Linked DNA regions of Homo sapiens: region 2 is linked to region 1. The links are chromatin loops, found by intact Hi-C in ENCODE. Cell type or tissue: endothelial cell of umbilical vein. All regions are shown on one strand. Each heading gives the region's core, and the rest is flanking DNA. Links, peaks and the distances in the headings are about the cores only.

The links. Peaks named below come from ENCODE experiments on the same cell type or tissue, not always from the same donor. Only the 100,000 strongest peaks of a DNase experiment are listed, where the experiment ranks them.
Region 2: a loop joins it to region 1, with 3 times the contacts of the local background. A loop is called at or near these places in 7 of 110 quality-filtered maps.

What each region holds. Positions count from the first base shown.
Region 1 is chr9:113,442,494-113,450,091 of GRCh38, forward strand. It overlaps a transcript of RGS3 not described here. Among named protein-coding and RNA genes, the nearest start is that of RGS3, 17 kb to the right of the region's middle. In endothelial cell of umbilical vein, for the core only: a CTCF peak has its summit at 3,956 (motif pointing right); a DNase peak (open chromatin) is centred at 3,968.
Region 2 is chr9:113,671,385-113,678,982 of GRCh38, forward strand. The region is part of intron 2 of LOC105376223 (a long non-coding RNA gene); the gene reads left to right. Among named protein-coding and RNA genes, the nearest start is that of ZNF618, 200 kb to the right of the region's middle. In endothelial cell of umbilical vein, for the core only: no CTCF peak of the experiment used is centred there; DNase peaks (open chromatin) are centred at 3,257 and 4,247; H3K27ac peaks cover 2,192 bases.

The DNA.
Region 1 (7,598 bases), core at 2,861-5,360:
TTTGCCTTTGGTTTGAATGTCCTCCCGTAGCTCAGAGTAATTTGATCGTCTGAAGCCTTCTTCTCTCAGCTCGTCAAAATCATTCTCCATCCAGCTTTGTTCTGTTGCTGGTGAGGAACTGCGTTCCTTTGGAGGAGGAGAGGCGCTCTGTGTTTTAGAGTTTCCAGTTTTTCTGTTCTGTTTTTTCCCCATCTTTGTGGTTTTATCTACTTTTGGTCTTTGATGATGGTGATGTACAGATGGGTTTTCGGTGTAGATGTCCTTTCTGGTTGTTAGTTTTCCTTCTAACAGACAGGACCCTCAGCTGCAGGTCTGTTGGAATACCCTGCCGTGTGAGGTGTCAGTGTGCCCCTGCTGGGGGGTGCCTCCCAGTTAGGCTGCTCGGGGGTCAGGGGTCAGGGACCCACTTGAGGAGGCAGTCTGCCCGTTCTCAGATCTCCAGCTGCGTGCTGGGAGAACCACTGCTCTCTTCAAAGCTGTCAGACAGGGACACTTAAGTCTGCAGAGGTTACTGCTGTCTTTTTGTTTGTCTGTGCCCTGCCCCCAGAGGTGGAGCCTACAGAGGCAGGCAGGCCTCCTTGAGCTGTGGTGGGCTCCACCCAGTTCGAGCTTCCCGGCTGCTTTGTTTACCTAAGCAAGCCTGGGCAATGGCGGGCGCCCCTCCCCCAGCCTCGTTGCCGCCTTGCAGTTTGATCTCAGACTGCTGTGCTAGCAATCAGCGAGATTCCGTGGGCGTAGGACCCTCTGAGCCAGGTGTGGGATATAGTCTCGTGGTGCGCCGTTTCTTAAGCCGGTCTGAAAAGCGCAATATTCGGGTGGGAGTGACCCGATTTTCCAGGTGCATCCGTCACCCCTTTCTTTGACTCGGAAAGGGAACTCCCTGACCCCTTGTGCTTCCCAGGTGAGGCAATGCCTCGCCCTGCTTCGGCTCGCGCACAGTGCGCGCACACACTGGCCTGCGCCCACTGTCTGGCACTCCCTAGTGAGATGAACCCGGTACCTCAGATGGAAATGCAGAAATCACCCGTCTTCTGCGTCGCTCACGCTGGGAGCTGTAGACCGGAGCTGTTCCTATTCGGCCATCTTGGCTCCTCCTCTCATAATTATTTCTTGAATGTGCGTTGCATTGCAGAATGACTTATGTGGGCTGGGTTTAAAAAATTTACAATTTTCTTTCTTTCTTTTTTTTTTTGAGGCGGAGTCTCACTCTGTTGCCTAGGCTTGAGTGTAGTGGCACCATCTTGGCTCACCGCAACCTCCGCCTCCTGGGTTCAAGTGATTCTCCTGTCTCAGCCTCCCGAGTAGCTGGGATTACAGGGTGCTTGCCACCACACCTGGCTAATTTTTGTATTTTTAGTAGAGACAGGGTTTCGCCATGTTGGCCAGTCTGGTCTCGAACGCCTGACCTCAGGTGATTTGCTTGCCTCGGCCTCCCAAAGTGCTGGGATTACAGGCATGAGCCACCGTGCCTGGCCTACAATTTTCTTCACTTCTTATTAGCCTACCCTCAGACCTGTCCACTGGAGCAAACCCAATTCCTAATGGTCAGTGGTAGGGATGAGGACAAGGCAGGGTTTGCCTTCCATTTGCTTATTTTATCTAAAGACTTAGGCAGAGAAGAGAAGGTATAACTATTTTATAACAAATTCAACTACTTTATTGGTGAAGCAACTCTCAGAAATTGGAACATTCTTTTAAGTCCTGTTGATGAGTACACAGTTACTTTTTGAATCCTGGTGGATTTTGAGTGAGAAGATATGCACTATCTGAATGCTAGCTTTTGTGTCTATTTTCAAAGGGAGATAAAACACTTGCAGACTGAAACTTGTTTTACCTTTCACATAGCAATCCCTCAAATTTAGACAATCACAAACAGAACCCTGGGAAATATAATCTCCAAACCATGTTAGTTTTCAAGGTGCTTTACACTCACTATTTCAGTTGGTTCTCTGGCCAACTACATAGATAGATGTGGACTGTATCCAGTTGATAAATTAGGCTCAGAATACAGGGCTGATGAGAGCCCATTTGGGGCCTTTGAGTGAATTAGAAAAAGACACCCTTTAAAACACTTTACTATCATCTGTTGAAAATTAACTCAATGACTGTACAAATCTAAGATGGTTATAATATGAGCAGCATCCCTAGAGTTGGTCCACGACCTTCACAACAGACCTAGTGGCCCTGCTGGAGAGGCCAAAAGTCAAAGGTGAGCAAGTAAAGGGGCCTGGGCTTAGAACTTTGGCTCAGCCTGTCTTCATCCACTGTATCCTGACACCTCTCCTACTCCTTCTCTTTAATGTACAGCTGAGACTGGGATACCCTTAGACTGAAAGGAAGGACACGGCTATGTAGAAAAGAATTGACTGAAGGGGAGGAGTACTCGTGAACCCCTTGCTTCAGCCTCCCAATGTTCTGAGAGAGGAGGAGCCAGGTAACTGCTGCTAACTGCCATTTCCCCACCATCTGGGCCTAAGGAAGCAGAAGTAAGGCTTAATTAATAGCCAGTATTGCTTGGAGATTCACTTTACTTATTTAAACCAACAAAAAGACTTAAGATTTAGCCTGTTGGAATATGGTTCTAAGAGGCTTATATTTCCAAGAAACTAGTCCTTAGTTTCTTTTGTTCTTTGCTACTTTGTGATCCCTGCTAGAGACAGGCCACTTGCTTTGGGTTACCATAATTTTCTTTTTCTTTTTTTTTTTTGTTTTTTGTTTTTTGAGACAGAGTTTTGCTCTTGTTGCCTAGGCTGGAGTGCAATGGCGTGATCTCGGCTCACCGAAACCTCCGCCTCCCGGGTTCAAGCGATTCTCCTGCCTCAGCCTCCCATGTAGCTGGGAATTACAGGTGCCCACCACCATGCCTGGCTAATTTTTGTATTTTTAGTAGAGACGGGGTTTCTCCATGTTGGTCAGGCTTGTCTCGAACTCTGCCCTCAGGTGATCTGCCCACCTCGGCCTCCCAAAGTGCTGGGATTACAGGTGTGAGCCACTGTGCCTGGCCTGGGTTACCATAATTTTCTAAGCACACTTCCTAGTGACACCTGGCCCAGTTTGACACCTGTGTAGAAGCAATAATCAATGAAAGCATCTTCAGATATTCTAGGCCCATACTCAGAGCCAGCTGGACTTTGATTTGGTATTGGTCCCAACCTCTGGGGTGACATATGCTGTTCTTCATTGATTTTGTTTTTGTATGTTTTGAGACAGACTCTCCCCCTGTTGCCCAGGCTGGAGGGCGGTGGCGCAATCTCTGCTCATTGCAACCTCCGCCGCCTGGGTTCAAGCGATTCTTGTGCCTCAGCCTCCTGAGTAGCTGGGTTTACAGTCATGTGCCACCAAGCCCAGCTAATTTTTGTATTTTTAGTAGAGACAGGGTTTCTCCATGTTGGGCAGGTTGGACTCAAACTCCTGGCCTCAAGTAATCCGCCCACCTTGAGCTCCCAAAATGCCGGGATTACAGGCGTGACCCACCGTGCCCAGAATGTTTTTGAATTATAGAAAACCCCTTGGGTTTGGTGGGAGGGAGTGAGGGTTTCATCCATGACACAGTGACACTTAAAAAATCAGTTTATTCAAATGCACTAAAGGAATTGCTTGATAAATTAAGGACAGTAATACCTCTGGCCTTAGATAGAAATGATTAGAAGGTCCTTCTTAGATAGAAATGATTAGAAGTCCAGAGGAATCTGGGAAGGAATTTCTAAATTTTCTCTTTCCATTGACATAAGGTACCAGGGTATGAAATTCATTTGTCCTTGTATATATGCATTTATTTAACAGATATTGGGTATCTAATACATATTAGAGAATCATCCCTTAGATTATCTTGATAGAGAAAAGAAAAGTTCTGGAGAAATGGTGGAGAGTCATTCCCAGGAATATAGCTTTGTAAGAAAATTTTCCTGGATCAATTGGTAAAGTTTTCTGGAACCACTAGGTGGTGATATTACATTATGAAAATGACATGCTTTCCTTGACACCTTTCAAATAACTGCAGGCCTCTGGTAATTTCTGAGGCCAGTGTCCCCACAACCAAAGAAACGTCTTAATGAGTAAATGAAGAAAAACACATTCCATCATTTACATATATAAATTTACATATGTAAATTTAAATGCTCCAGGGGACTGGTAGTTCCTCGAGAGAAGGGTCTGTGCCTATTGTTTTCATGGTTACAACCTCAGGTGGCGTGTAGGAAGCCCTTGATCAATGCTTGATGAATGAATCCAACTCTGAACAATTTTGATGACCATTGAAAGGACCATTCCAAGAGTGTGGCAAAAAAGGTGGCACATGTCCAAAAGGCCTAGGATTTTGGGAATTAGGAGCTGTTGATGATCCTGACAGATTATCAGTTGGGCAGAGACTCAGGAAGGCAGTATTTGGAAGGGCAGAAATATCAAAAGTGATCTGAGGCACTTATAATTCTTTGTATCCCCTAAGCTTACCTTGGCCAGATTTCATCCTTTAAAAAATACAGGGAGGGGCCGGATGCGGTGGCTCACGCCTGTAATCCCAGCACTTTGGAAAGCCGAGGTGGGTGGATCACGAGGTCAGGAGATCGAGACCATCCTGGCTAACACAGTGAAACCCTGTCTCTACTAAAAATACAGAAAAATTAGCTGGGTGTGGTGGCACGTGCCTGTAGTCCCAGCTACTTGGGAGGCTGAGGCAGAAGAATTGATTGAACCCGGGAGGTAGAGGTTGCAGTGAGCCAAGATTGCACCACTGCACTCCAGCCTGGGCAACAGAGCAAGACTCTGTCTCAAAGAAAAAAAAAAAAAAAGAAAAATACAGGGAGGGTGTAAACCAATAAATTCTGATGTATGTATATGTATATATATATATATATATATATATATATATAGGCAAGGGTTGAAGATAAATAAGGTAGAAATGTCTACTTTATATTTTTGGCCTTAACTATGCCAGTGTAATTAGAATTCCCTATATTTAAAATGGTTCCTTTTACTTATTGAATATATATGTATAAAATTTTTTGGGGGTCTATATTACTTCTTGGGATGGCTTTGCCTTAGAAGGAATCTTCAAAAATCATTTTTAAAAAACTCTTCTCTGCCTCTCATTCATTGTTTTATTTGCTCATTCATTTATTTGCTATAAATTCATTCATTCCTCAAATATTTATTGAGCACCTATTATGTACAAAGCAGTGGTCAAGTTTGTGTGATCATCTTTGACCTTTTCTTTTTATGGTCCATCTGAATTCGGTTAATTAGCAAGTCATATTAGGTGCAGCATCCAAATCTATCCACTTCTCTCTGCTTTTTCTGCTATTACCCTAGTCCAGGTCTCTGTCTTCTTGCATCTGGATTATTGCATTACCCCTAGTCTTTTTTTTTTTTTTTTTTTGAGACAGGGTCCCGCTCTGTTGCCCAGGCTGCCAGGTTGGAGTGCAGTGGCACCATCACAGATCACTGCAGCCTCGACCTCCTGGGTTCAAGCTATTCCCCCATCTCAGCCTCATGAGTAGCTGGGATTACATGTGTGTGCCACCATGCCCAGCTATTTTTTATATTTTTTGTAGACATGGGGTTTTGTCATGTTGCCCAGGCTGATCTCAAACTCCTGGGCTCAAGCCATCCTCCTGCCTCAACCTTCCAAAGTACTGTGATTATAGGGATGAGCCACCATGCCAAGCCTAACCCCTGATCTTTACCCCGACCATCCATTCTTCCATCTTTCCACCATGTGAATATCATGATACATCTTTCCTTAAAACTCTCCTTTCCCCTTAGGATCAAGCCTAACCTCTTTCACTTGGTTTACAAGCCTCACAAGGCAGGGCTATGACCTGGCTTCTCTCCCCCCAGCCCCATTGCCACTCACTCTCACCTTGTTCTATGTGCTCTAGCCAAGACTTTTTTCTTTAGGTTCTTCTAATGAACCATGTCCTCTCTTACCTTCTGACTTTTTTTTTGGTACTTTTTCTTCGACTTCTTCTTCCCCCTTCTGCCTGGCTATTTTCTACTCATTCTTTAGGTCTCAGCTTACATATGACTTATTTGGGAATAAGCTTTTTCTGACCACTGTCAAGATGAAGTTCTCCTCTTTCACTTTTTCTCTCATAGCCACTATTGGGGTTCACAGCTTGTCTGTTGCCACCCTCTACTGCCAGACTGACTTCTGCGAGTGGCAGAGCTCTCTCTGTCTTCACTATATAAATATCCGGCACCTCACTGAGTGCCTGGCCCACTGTAAGTGCTTAATAATATATGTTGAATGAGTGAATAAATGAAAAAATATATATGATGTGTCTTCTTTCTTCAGTGTACTTATAATCCAGCAGTGTGAGGTAAGTGGTACAAAGAAAGAACTACAGTGATGAGAAGAAGGAGAGGTCACTTTGGATATTACCATTTAAGGCTGGGTTGGGTTTTGGCAAGTGAAGATGTTTGTGGAGGTGGCGTTTGAAGTGGAGGGAAGTGACATAGGTGGGAAAAGTTTGGGGAGCAGGCAAGGAGCATAGTGTTCCTATCTCAGAAGAGTAGGAGTGGGACTGAAGACAGCTTGTGACTAGATTGTGCAGGGCCTCGACTCTGATAGCCAATGGGAAGACATTGATGGCTTCTGAATCAGGGAGTGATAGCACTAAATCAATGCCTTAGAAAATGCTAATCTAATGGCAGAGTGAAACATGAATTGGAGAGAGAACAGCAAGACCAGTTAGGAGGCTATCATAGAAATCAAGATGGGAGGTGATCAGGGCCTGAATTATGTAGATGTCAATAAGAATGGAGACAAAAGGATACTATGCAAAGGAAGAATGAACCAGAACCCGGAAACCAGAAAGGAAGAGTGAGGGAAAGGGAGGAGTGAGGTGCTTTATTATCGGAAATGTGAAGTCAAGAGGAAGAACCAATTTAAGGAAAGATAGAGATCATTAATCAAACCTTTACAATGAAATTGTGGTTATATATACATTTTACTTATGAGAATTCCGTCAATGTGTGGGGTTAAAATGAAAGCCCAAGTGGGAGGGAGTGACAAAGAAGATGCACTGCAACTAATGGGAGCTGTTCCAGTTCTTCCACTCTGAAAATACGTCCCAGAGGGAGTGTGAGATGGGGAAGGTCAAGTTGCTGTTCCTCATTTTATGTCAACCATGTGTATTTTATGGTTGACATAGGGATTATTTAAGGATAACTGTGGTTATTCATGATTTATGTCTTATACACTGATTTTAGAACCAAATTCCCAAGCCAGATTTTGCTTTTTATTTATTTATTTTTAATTTTATTTTTTGAGACAGAGTCTCACTCTGTTGCCCAGGCTGGAGTGCAGTGGCTCAGTCTTGGCTCACTGCAACCTCTGCCTCCCAGGTTCAAGTGATTCTCCTGCCTCAGCCTCCTGAGTAGCTGGGACTACAGGTGCCCGCCCCCACTCTTGGCTAATTTTTTTGTATTTTTAGTAGAGATGGGGTTTCACCATGTTGGCCAGGCTGGTCTTGAACTCCTGACCTCAGGTGATCTGCCCACCTCGGCCTCCCAAAGTGCTGGGATTATAGGCATGAGCCACCATGCCTGGCCAGATTTTGCTTTTTATTTTTATTTTATTTATTTTTACTTTTTTGAGA
Region 2 (7,598 bases), core at 2,810-5,309, 230 kb after region 1:
ATCTACAAAGCCAACACGCTCAGCGCCCACAGAGAGAGATCCCATACTGGTCACCAGTTTGGGCCACTGAGTTCTGGATCTCCCTCTGAACCCAAGACTTAATAACACACAAAAATAAAGCTGAAGGCCCAGGCAGGAAGGCGTGATGAGCGTTCACAGGGCGGACAGGCTGGGCATGGAGATCCTCTCCCACAACGGGCACACTTTCAGATGCACAAACTCATCTCCAGGCAATTGTTTTCTCCGTGAGTTCCCTTGAAGCAGCCATTTGCGTCTCTTGATCCCACACGCCGATGACCTTGTTAGGTCTTGTTAGATAGATGGAAGACTGTACTTGTGCCCTTTCTCTCTCTCTGGCTAATTACAATTTGCAAGTTGAGGTCCTTCAGGTGAATTAAAACAAGACACTTGACGATTAACTTAAATAACAAATAATGTCAGCTTGGCCATCTGCCGATGGCTGGCCCCCATCCTGACCACAGGTGCCATCAGCAAGAGGATCTGTTCTCTCAGCCCAGCAAGATCGTAAAAGCCCAGGCCAAGAGACCCCGGGACCCCGGAACACCAGTGCCCGGCACAGTAAGGACTCAGCCTTCATGGTAACGCTGCAGTCTCAGGTTGGTGACAGCTGCTCTGCCAGGCCCTTGTGGCCAAAATTTCAGGCCTGCCAGTTTATAAATTTTGTCCTTTTTCACCCAGTATTAAGAAAGCCTGTGTTCCTTGACCTATCACTGCTGTTGTGTCCACGGTTGGTATAAATATTGCCTTCCAATTACACAGAATTTTGAATTTTTGCTCAAAGCATTCGTTTGGTTACTTCACTCTCTTGTCTTTCCAAATCGTCCCTTTTCCCTCATCTGAGATTTCGTCTGGGCCACTCCCCAGGAGAGCAGGAGTGAGATGTGCTCAAACTCCTTTCCAGGACTTGTTACAGATCTGACGTGGGTGGATGGATGGGGCTGGGCCAGGCTAGACCTAGTAAAGGTCAGAGGCTATTGCTGCTGGAAGAGCTTTATTTATGGGCAGGAAGACTGAGGTCCCCAGGAGAGGAGTAGCACAGGGCTGCATGAGGGTAGAGCTGGGTTTGGGCTCACAGTGGCTACCTCCTGCACCAGGGCTCTATGCAGCATCCCAGCCACCCCAGCCACCCGCTCGGGCAGGAAGAGATGGCCAGGCCCCTTCCTGAGTGATCTAAGTTCTGAGCTTTGCAAAGACCCTCCTGGTAGGATCTCAATCTGGAGCAACGAACTGGAAGCCTAGGCCAGACCCCTTGCCATCCTATCGGTCTCCTTGGCTCCATGCCTGCAGTGGCCTCAACTGGCCCATGCCAGCTTGAGCTTCTGGCGAAGTGGGTCTGTTGTTGCTGGTTTCTGTTTGCCTAGCCCTCCTTCCCCTGATCACAGCAGCCCTTAACTTTTTTTCTTTTCTTTCTTTCTTTTTTTTTTTTTTTTTTTTTTGAGACGGAGTCTTGCTCTTTCACCCAGGCTAGAGTGCAGTGGCGTGATCTCGGCTCACTGCAACCTCCACCTCCCAGGTTCAAGTGATTCTCCTGCCTCACCCTCCTGAGTAGCTGGGACTACAGGTGCCCGCCACCACCCCCGGCTAATTTTTTTGTATTTTTAGTAGAGACGGGGTTTCACCGTGTTAGCCAGGATGGTCTCGATCTCCTGACCTCGTGATCTGCCTATCTCAGCCTCCCAAGGTGCTGGGATTACAGGTGTGAGCCACCTCACCCAGCCAGGTCAGGAGTTTTGAGCAGGCATGGTCTGTACTAAAATACAAAAATTTGCCGAGCATGGTGGCAGGTGCCTGTAGTCTCAGCTACTTGGGAGGCTGAAGCACGAGACTTGCTCGAACCTGGGAGGCAGAGGTTACAGTGAGCTGAGATCATGCCACTGCACTCCAGCCTGGGCAACAGAGTGAGACTCCATCTCAAAATAAATAAATAAATAAGTAAAATGTAGCCAAGTTTTGAAAACCACTGCTTCTTCCCCTGCCTCAGGGATGGGCCTGTGAACCAAAGTGGGTCCATCAGAGTCCTTCCCTGGGGGAATTTGCTATAGACAGAAGATGGTCCCCTTTAAAGGCTGTGAGGGGACTTATGTTAGCCAGCAGCACTCAGCCCCGCAGTCAGCCCCTGAGAGGCTGCTCCTGTCCTCAACCCTCTTCCCCGCTGTTCTGGGTCATGTGGAGCCCCCAGAATCACTGAGCTGCTTTCTGGACGTGCATCTTTGCATATGGTATTTCTTTCTCTTACCAGCGCTTCTTTCTCATGAAGTCTTACTTAACCTCAGAGATTCAATGGGCATTGCGTATTCTGGGAGAGCATCCTTGCTCCCACCCTGCCGTGGGCTGGGCTTGGGGCTACTCATCTGGACTCATGCTTGTGTGTTCTTCTCTGAGGGACTCAGCGCTGCCTTGTAATCATCTGTCTGCACACCTGTGCTCCCGCAGGCTGCGGGCTTCCCTAAGGCAGAGTCTGTGCCCTGTTCTGATGTATCCTCCTATGTTTAGCTTGCAATCTTTGCTTCGTGAATGAGTCATTTTTTAGCTCCCAGGAGCACTGGGGGGATCACCTAGCAACAGGGGCAGGAGCAGGAGCTCATCTGCTTCTCAGTGCTCCCAAGAGAGAGGGAGAAAATGAGAGTGGAGAGAGAGTGTGTGTGTCACAAAACAGCGGAGAGAGAGAGAAATGTCGTCCTTTTTAACTAAACTCTCTGTTCCTTCCCTCACTGGACAGACATTTTCTGTGCTCCTTCCTACTCTGAACCAGACAGAGAAAGTTTCTCAGAGATGAGCTATGCAGGAGACAATTAAAATAAAACTATCAGGCCGGGTGTGGTGGCTCACAGCTGTAATCCCAGCACTTTGTGGGGCCAAGGTGAGTCGATCACCTGAGGCCAGGAGTTCGAAATGAGCCTGGCCAACATGGTGAAACCCATCTCTACTAAAAATACAAAAAAAATTAGCTGGGCATAGTGGTGGGGGCCTGTAATCCCAGCTACTTGGGAGGCTGAGGCTGGAGAATTGCTTGAACCTGGGAGGCAGAGGTTGCAATGAGCCAAGATTGCACCATTGCACTCCAGCCTGGGCAACAAGAGTGAAAACTCTGTCTCAAAGATAAGATAATAAAATAAAACAAAACAAAACAAAACAAAACAAAACTGTCAGTCACCTGGACTTTCAGAAGACATAGTGGGCTATTCGCAAAGCGAGATTTTTCTGGTGAGTATCTCAATTACTCACTCTCTGGGTCATGGCCAGGCACTGCTTCCTCAGCACGAGGCACCACCAAAGACCTGAGAAATAGGATCCCTGGAGTAGTCTTCCGACCCCTTGGAGGCCTCTACGAGAATACCTGTTACTTTTCTCACCTGGGAATATTCCAACATGTGTAGCCCTCATACTGCAAACACCATAGCATTGCTTCTGAGTTTTCTCTGTGCGACCCCAAACCAATGTGGTCCCTCTGTCTGTGGGCTAAAGAGCAATCAGAAGAGCCATGAAAAATGACATTTTCTTAAACCTTGTGTTTTGTGAAAACTACATGTTATAGAGCTACCCCCCAACAAAAGGAACTGATGAACAGGAATACACAAAGGGGCTGTTTTGGTTAAGATCATAAATCCAACTCAAAACTAGCTTAAGCAAGCAAGGTAATTTATTGATTGTATCAGAAATGTGTTTGGCTACGAACAAAAACTCTGACTACGGTTGGCATAAATAAAGGTTTTCTTTGTCTCACATAATGTTCAGAGGTAGAGCCAGGCGTGGTGGCTCACACCTATAATCCCAGCACTTTGGGCGGCCGGGGTGGGTGGATCACTTGAGGTCAGGAGTTTGAGACCAGCCTGATGAACATGGTGAAACCCCATCTCTACTAAAAATACAAACATTAGCCAGGTGTGGTGTCCCGTTCTTGTAATCCCAGCTACTCAGGAGGCTGAGGCTGGAGAATTGTTTGAACCCAGGAGCGGAGGCTGCAGTGAGCCTAGATTGTGCCACCACACTCCAGCCTGGGCTACAAAGTAAGACTCTGTCTCAAAAAAAAAAAAAAGTTCAGAGGCAGGCAGTCCGGGGCAGGAGAGAACGCTCAGCAACCCCTCCTCTCTTTCTGCCCCATTGTCCCCAGCCTGGTCTGTTGAGGTTGTGAGGCAGCTGCAAATTCCTAGCCCTTACTCATAGGAAGGAAAAGAACAAAAATAGAAAAATGGAAGGAGGTCCACAGCCAGTTCTGATGACGTTTCTATATCAGTGATCTGTTTCTGCGTGACTAATCATCCCCAAACCTAACAGCTAAAAACCACCACACATTGTCGCTGATGAGTCTATGGGTTGGCTCGGAAGTTTTGCTGATTTGAGGCTGGCTTGGCTGATCTCAGCTGGGCTCGGTCATGTGTCTGTGAAAGACTGGTCTTCCACTGGGACCGTCCGATCTAGGATGGCCCTCTCACGTGGCTGGTGTTGGCGAGTTGTCAGCTGCTGGGATGTCTCCCTTCCACCAGCAGGCTAGCCTGGGATTGCTCACATGGTGACTGGGCTGGGGTTCAACAGAGGGAGCAGACATATCCAAAAGCTCTTGAGACCTAGGCTCAGGCCTGGCACAGTGTCACTCCTCCCACCTTCTATTGCCCCAAAGTCGTGAGGTCAGCTGAGATTAAAGGTGGAGAAATAGGCTGGGCATGGTGGCTCATGCCTGTAATCCTAGCCCTCTGGGAGGCCGAGGCAGGCAGATCATTTGAGGTCAGGAGTTTGAGACCAGCCTGGCCAACAAGGTGAAACCTCGTCTCTACTAAAAGTACAAAAATTAGCTGCGCGTGGTGGCACGTATCTGTAATCCCAGCTACTTGGGAGGCTGAGGCAGGAGAATCACTTGAACCTGGGAAGAAGAAGTTGCAGTGAGCCAAGATCGTGCCACTGCACTCCAGCCCAGGCAACAGAGTGAGACTCTGTCTCAAAAAAAAAAAAAAAAAAGGTGGAGAAATAGACTCTACCTCTCTCTGGGAGGAGCCACAAAGGCACCACGCACTGGGTGGTGTGGATAGGTGTGAAAGTGGAGTGTGGTGGCCAAGTGACACAGTTTGGCTGTGCTGGTTCACAAGGGCACCCTTAGCTTCATCAGGGCTTGGAAAACTGAGCTGTGAGCAGTTTCTGCCTCTATAAGAGAAGCCAGAGGAAAGGGGATCAGAAATGAAGCTGGGGCAGCCGGTCGCCAGCCTGCTACAGTCACCGACCTGGGAGATGGGTGGAACTAGCTGACAGCAGGGGCTCAAACAGGGTCATCTGGGCATCTCCCTCCATCGCTTGGCTCTGCTCAGCTCTGTGCTGTAAAGTGTCAGCTGAGTGAGTCACCAGCAGCCCCGACCTACCTTCTCCTGGCGCCACAAATCCAGAGGAAAGAGGATTTCTTTTTCCCTATTTCCCACCATTGATTGCAGGGAAACCTCTGACTGCTTTTGCCTGGTCAGGCGTCTTTTCCCTAAAAACATCTGTGGAGTCAAGGGCAATGGGTGCCGTAATGTCCAGCCTGGATCATCCGCTGTCCCCTCTGGCTCCTGGGGGGGCAGGTGGAGGTGGGGATCATGACAGACACTCTGCCAAGGCCGGATAGACAGCTGGAGTTGCCCAAAGGGACCAGAACAAGTGAGAGAGGAGAATGCTGGGCACACAAAGCCCACGGCCCTCAGCCCCTGCAGGGGCCACGTAGATGGACAGCTGGGAGTGGTGCTTTTGAAGAGTAGCCTTGGGAGAGAGGGAGGAGTGAAAGCTGGCATGTGGGAGCTGGTTGGTGTTTCACAATGTCCCATGTGCTCTGATGTGAGCTGGGTTGTGGCTGAAATCCTGCATCCTGGGGAAGGGCTGGAGAGCCCTCCTGGAGGGCCCGGGTGCCCCTTGTTTGAGGCACCTACCCTTCCGTCTTCAGAACCACAAAAGCACTTAAGCGTGGGTGTCAAAAACCGTGAATGCCCCGAGAGAGGAGCTGACACCATTTCCACTGCAGCACAGCTGTGTGCCCTGTGAGCGTGTCCAGACCCCAGACCTGCTGCATGGGCTTGAAGCGCCACAGACAGGCACCTGGTACAGAAGGTCGGACAGAGTGGAGAGTTCCAGTCAGCGAGTTCCTCGGAGGGCTGCATTTCAGGGATGCCTAGGGCTGCTCTGAGAAATAGAAAAAGGTTCTGTGATAGAAGTTTGGGGAACGCTGGGTTGAAGAAAGTTCACTTATTCATTCATCCAACAGATATTGATTATTTATTACATACCAGTGTTCTAAGGGCTGTGAGCACGCAAGGGAATAAAATAGACAAAAATCCTTGCTTGGGTTTTACAGTCTAGTAAGAAGATTGAAGAGTTTTCTCTTCTGCAGGACTTCTCAGGGCCTTTAATATACAAATGGGCATCACCAAAAGGGGGTAAGGCAGGCTGTGTTTCCTAGAGTTATTGAACCCCAGAAACTCTTGTTGTGAGGGGGCACTTATAGAATTGTTGTTTTATGAAATAGATTTTGAGAAACACTAACATCATCCAACCTCTTGTACAGATGGGGAAATTAAGACCATAGTCAACGTCGTTGGGCAGAACTGGCACTGGAGCCAATGTCTCCTGACTCATGGCACCGGGCTCTTGCACATCCTTTCCCTTTGATTCCCACCCTCCCTCCCTTCTTTTTCCTTCCTTCCTTCCTCTCCTCCTCCTCCTTCTTTTTCTTCTTTCCTTCTCCTCCTTCTTCTTTCTTTCCCTCCCTTCCTTCCTCCCTCCCTTCCTTCCTTCCTCTTTCTTTTTCTTTCTTTCTCTCTCTTTCTGTCTCTCTCTCTCCTTCCTTCCTTCCTTCTCTCTCTTCCTTCCCTTCTTTCTTTCTCTTTCCTTCCTTCCCTCTCTTCCTCCCTCCCTCCTTTTCTTTCTTTCTTTCTTCTTTCTCTTTCTTTCTCTTTTCTTACTTTTCCTTCCTTCCTTTCTTTTTCTTTTTCTTTCTTTCTTTCTCTCCCTTCCTTCCTTTCTCTTTCTCTCCTTCCTTTCTGTCTCTCCTTCCTTTCCCTCCCTTCCTTCCTTTCTTTTTTCTTTCTTTCTTTCTCTCTCTCTCCTTCCTTCCTTCCTTCCTCTCTTCCTTCCTTCCTCCGTTTCCCTTCCCCTTCCCCTTCCCTTCCTTTCTTCATTCTTTCCCTGCCTTTAAGATATGGGAGGCTATAATGAACCTTGATGCCTGAGATAACACCTGAAAGCTCCCATGCTGGCCATGGGCCACCTGGGCTGGCATCCTGCTGAGACACCACACCTTTGACCACATAAACCATGTTCTGTGACCTCTCCCCATGCCCATCCCTGCTGACATGAACAGCCGGGCCCATACCTTGGGAAAGGAGGCAAACTGGAACATGGGAAGCAAAGTGAGACTGTGAGGGAAAAAGCTAGTTTACAAAAGTCCAGCTGACATCTTGGTGCTTGGGGAAGTTGTCTGCTTTCTTGATTAGACGTATGAAGGGGGTTCTTTTCCTCTGTGGACATCCTTGAGTGCTCTCATGTCCCTCAGTTCATTCCTCAGTTCACAGTATGGGGACTATGTTTGGTGTCTGGAATCTGCAAAGAGCTTGCAATCTCCA